Linked DNA regions of Homo sapiens: region 2 is linked to region 1. A link is an interaction called in ENCODE POLR2A ChIA-PET data of the cell type or tissue named here. Cell type or tissue: A673. All regions are shown on one strand.

Region 1 (2,500 bases):
TTGGCCAGGCGCACTGGCTCACACCTATAATCCCAGAACACTGGGAGGCTGAGGCAGGCGGATCACTTGAGGTCAGGAGTTCGAGACCAGCCTGGCCAACATGGTGAAACCCAGTCTCTACTAAAAAATACAAAAATTAGCTGGGCAAGAAGGTGGGAGCCTGTAGTCCCAGCTACTTGGGAGGCTGAGGCAGGAGAATCGCTTGAATCCGAGAGGTGGAGGTTGCGGTGAGCTGAGATATTGCCACTGCACTCCAGCCTGGATGCAAGGGTGAGAGTCAGTCTCAAAAAAATAAATAAATTGGCCGGGCACAGTGGCTCACACCTGTAATCCCAGCACTTCGAGAGGAGGCCAAGGTGGGCGGATCATGAGGTCAGGAGATAGAGACCATCCTGGCTAACATGGTGAAACCCCATCTCTACTAAAAATACCAAAAAAAAAAAAAAAAAAATTAGCTGGGCGTGGTGGTGTGCGCCTGTAATCCCAGCTACTAAGGAGGCTGAGGCAGGAGAATTGCTTGAACCTGGGAGGCAGAGGTTGCAGTGAGCTGAGATTGTGCCACTGCACTCCAGCTGGGGCAATAGAGCGAGACTCCGTCTATAAATAAATAAATAAATAGCCCCCTTTGTGGGGGGGGGGGGGTTCTGATAGGCCCTTTCCAGAAGCAGTCCATGCATGGGGGGGCAGGAAGGGGGATGCTCTCTTAAATGTTCTGCAATTGCGCCCCCCCCAGTCAGAAGCAGAAGTGGAGTTTATACAACAGATCCCTAGGCTCTGGCCTTATGCAAAGCACGCTTCACCACCACCGCAGATCCTGCTAGTTACTTAGAAGCCAAGCAGCAGGCTGGGCATCAGGGCTCACGCCTGGAATCCCAGCACTGTGGGAGGCCGAGGCGGTCGGATCATTTGAGTTCAGGAGTTGGAGACCAGCCTGGCCAACATGGTGAAACCCCGTCTCTACTAAAAATACAAAAATTAGCCAGGCGTGGTGGTGTGCACCTGTAATCCCAGCTACTTGGGAGGCTGAGGCAGGAGAATTGCTTGAACCCAGGAGGTTGCAGTGAGCCGAGATTGGGCCACTGCATTCCAGCCTGGGCGACAGAGTGAGACTCTGTCTCAAAAAAAAAAAAAACCATGCGGCAGGCCCTGAAACCTCTCTATGGCAAAGCAGCTCCCACGGCATGCTAATTAGCAATGGAAACACAGCCACTCAAAGCAGCTTTATGGCCGATCTGAGCTGACAACGGAAGGACGCCCACAGGCTGTCACTCGAAATCCCTTGTTCTTATCAGCCTCGTCTTTCTCCCCAATATCCTTGACAGTTGCGTTCTGCCCCAAATACCAGCCTGTGGCCCCATCTGATGTCCCCTGTCATCCCGGGAGCTTTAGAAGAAGCATCATGCTCTATACATGAAATGACACACAGAAGTCACTCCTTTAATTGGGGGCCCTTTGCAGTTTCTGAGGAGTGTTCACAAGGTAGAAAGCCTGCAGTTATGAAAGCCTGGGTGTGTGGCCTCAAGTGGATTTGGGAGCTAGAGGGAAGTGACTTCCTCTCCGTCTGAGCAGTTATATAAATCTCCCCTGAACTCATTGGCTGCAGCCCTCCGGAGGAGCACGACACAGTTACCCACCTACATGATTAATCAGTGCCCGGGAAGAACAACAGCCACCCCACTTTGTCTTCACATGTTCAAGTGACTTTGCTGCCACATCACTGTCAGTGGACCACGTGCTTTGGTTGGCTTTGCCGACTGTGGAAATGAATTTACACCAATTTGTCCACCCGCACCCTCAGTCGGCTTTCTGTCCTTGTGACTAGTGGCTGACATTTAGAGGATGTCTGGCTGTTGGCTGCAGCCACAGAAAAGATCAAAGCTCCCTGGCAGAGACCTATCCAAACATGTTCTAACGGGCAGAGGACACAGGGCAGGTAGACCCTGCCATGGAGCCAAATGACAGAATTTGGCAATTCTGTAATTCCTCTGAACTCAAATAACCAGAAGTCACAGATTGGCAGTCCACGAGTTCACTCCCTGCTATATATACACACAACTTGTTTGGCCACAGTGGTTTTTTGTTTTAAGTTACCGACTTTTTTTTTTTTTTTTTTGAGACAGAGTCTCACTCTGTCACCCAGGTTGGGGTGCAGTGGCACAATCTCAGCTCACTGCAACCTCCACCTCCTGGGTTCAAGTGATTCCCCTGCCTCAGCCTCCCAAGTAACTGGGATTGCAGGCACGTGCCACCATGCCCAGCTAATTTTTGTATTTGTAGTAAAGATGGGGTTTCACTATGTTGCCCAGGCTGGTCTTGAACTCCAGACCTCAAATGATCCACATGCCTCAGTCTCCCAAAGTGCTGGGATTACAGTGTGAGCCACCGTGCCTGGCTGTAAGTTACCAACATTTAAAATGTCAGAGATTTCATACAAAAATCTGGACTCCTCCTGCTCTGGAAAAACCAAAAGCCCTAGAAACACTTCTGATTAGCTGTCATC
Region 2 (2,500 bases), 230 kb after region 1:
CTAGAGATAACAACTCTGGTGTTGTACTCATTGTGTTGATCTCTGACTTGTACCAGATCACCCATCCAGTTATAAGAAATTTGAGATGGCACACTGTGGCTCCATCCTTGTCTTATTTCTTTGGATTTAAAAATCACACTGATAGGCTGGGCATGGTGGCTCACGCCTTTAATCCCAGCACTTTGGGAGGCCTAAGCAGGCAGATCACCAGAGGTCAGGAGTTCAAGACCAGCCTGCCAACATGGTGAAACCCCGTCTCTACTAAAAATACAAAAATTAGACAGGTGTGGTGGTGTACACCTGTAGTCCCAACTACTTGGGAGGCTGAGGCATGAGAATCACTTGAACCTGAAAGGCGGAGGTTGCAGTAAGCCGAGATCACGTACTCCAGCATGGAGTACAAGCTGGAAAGGGCAACAGAGCAAGACTCCATCTAAAAAAAAAAAAAAAAAAAATTAGCCAGACATGGTGGTGCACGCATGTGGTCCCAGCTAATCAGGAGGCTGAGGCAAGAGAATCACTTGAACTCGGGAGGCAGAAGTTGCAGTGAGCCAAGATCGTGCTGCTGCACTACAGGCTGGGTGACAGAGCAAGACTCCATCTCAAAAAATTAATTAATTAATTAATTAATTAAATGAAAGGAGGGATAACCAGTGAGGCTCATTGTTCTGTGTGCACCAGAGGTTTCCCTAGGAATTCCATGTCGGCTTCAGCAATATCAGTTCCTCCCTGTGTTACGTACCAATATCACTGCAGTATAAAGAAGACCTTCCTCTTTCAGCTGGAGTGGTGTAACCCAGCTGGTTATTAACAATCAAATGCACACTCCCACCAATTCTGAAATGTGGGAGATTGGACAGCGTGAATGTTTCAGGAACAATCCCTTGACCACAGAAAGAAGCATCACCATGGACCTAAATCATGAGGCAAGGGGAGCGGGTGGGGAGAAAAGAAACATAAGGGATTAAGAAATCTAGGTTTTCAGGTTGGAATAACTTTTTTTTTTTTTTTTTTTGAGACAGAGTCTTGCTCTTTCGCCCAGGCTGGAGTGAAATGGCACGATCTCAGCTCACTGCATCCTCTGCCTCCCGGGTTCAAGTGATTCTCCTGCCTCAGCTTCCCTAGTAGCTGGGATTATAGGCATGCACCACCACACCCGGCTAATTTTTTGTATTTTTAGTAGAGGCGGGGTTTCACCATGTTGGTCAGGCTGGTCTCAAACTTCTGACCTCAGGTGATCCACCCTCCTTGGCCTCCCAAAGTGCTGGGATTACAGGCATGAGCCACAGCGACCAGCCTCATTTATCATCATTTTAAAGAAAATGGCCTTTTCACCTTTTATTTCAGAAGTCAATCTTTTTTTGTTTTTTTTTGAGACGGAGTCTCGCTCTGTTGCCCAGGCGGGAGTGCGGTGGCGCAATCTCGGCTCACTGCAAGCTCCGCCTCCGGGGTTCACGCCATTCTCCTGCCTCAGCCTCCCGAGTAGCTGGGACTACAGGCGCCCGCCACCACAATCTTAAGATCAGCTCAATGTACTGGGTAAAAATGAAGGATTAAAATAGAGTATTATAAATTATGTGAAAGGTAAACAGAATGTCTGGCTAATGATTTCAAGATTTCTATTTAGAAACACCCTATCAGGCCAGGTGCAGTGGTTCACACCTGTAATATCTACACTTTGGGAGGCCAAGGCAGGAGGGTTGCTTGAAGCTAGGAATTTGAAACCAGCTTGGCCAACCCAGCAAGATCATGTCTCCACAAAATAAAATAAAATAAATCAGCCAGGTATGATGGCATGCACCTGTAGGCCCAGCTACTTGGGAGGCTGAGACAGGAAGATTGCTTGAGCCTAGGCATTTGAGCCTACAGTGAGCTATGATTGCACCATTGCACTCCTGCCTGGACAAAAGATTGAGAACCCATCTTGAAAGAAAGAGAGAGAAAGAAGAAGGAAGGAAGGAAGGAAGGAAGGAAGGAAGGAAGGAAGGAAGGAAGGAAAAAGGAAGGAAGGAAGGAAAAAAGGAAGGAAGGAAGGAAAAAAGGAAGGAAGGAAGGAAGGGAGGGAGGGCCGGCCATATCATAATGAAATCCAATTCTGCCTACTCCCAATTTATTCACTACAAGTTTCTGGCCTGTGAAAAATTAAAATGCATAGGATAACGTGGCATTTACAAACATAGAATATTTGATTGCCTTATATATTTATCTATTTCTGTGGAATTTGAAGACTGATTCTGAAATCCAGGTTTCATGATCTCCTGTAGTTAAAGGTTCATATTTAAATGAATACTCACAGAAGAAACATGACCACAGCCCAAACCTCTAAAAGATACTTGTTGTGTTACCAAAAACTGGGAGACAGGGTAGAAAAAGAACGAACCACACTGATAATTTGTGTTATGTGCCTTAATACCAAAGACTTTCATTTTCAAATAAACAAGCAAAAAAAAAAAATAGGCTAGGTATAGTGGCTCATGCCTGTAATCTCAGCACTTTGGGA

Evidence for each region. Peaks named below come from ENCODE experiments on the same cell type or tissue, not always from the same donor. Only the 100,000 strongest peaks of a DNase experiment are listed, where the experiment ranks them.
Region 2: POLR2A ChIA-PET joins it to region 1 with 7 read pairs; 3 of 35 experiments call an interaction of 5 or more read pairs at or near these places.

The regions. Positions count from the first base shown.
Region 1 is chr10:12,322,107-12,324,606 of GRCh38, reverse strand. No RefSeq gene overlaps it. Among named protein-coding and RNA genes, the nearest start is that of CAMK1D, 26 kb to the left of the region's middle. RefSeq lists enhancers at 583-1,083, 1,084-1,584. In A673, no CTCF peak of the experiment used is centred here; a DNase peak (open chromatin) is centred at 1,216.
Region 2 is chr10:12,089,927-12,092,426 of GRCh38, reverse strand. It overlaps DHTKD1 (dehydrogenase E1 and transketolase domain containing 1), which reads right to left. Exons shown (of 17, transcript NM_018706.7): 6 at 743-914. Among named protein-coding and RNA genes, the nearest start is that of DHTKD1, 22 kb to the right of the region's middle. In A673, no CTCF peak of the experiment used is centred here; no DNase peak of the experiment used is centred here; H3K27ac peaks cover 322 bases.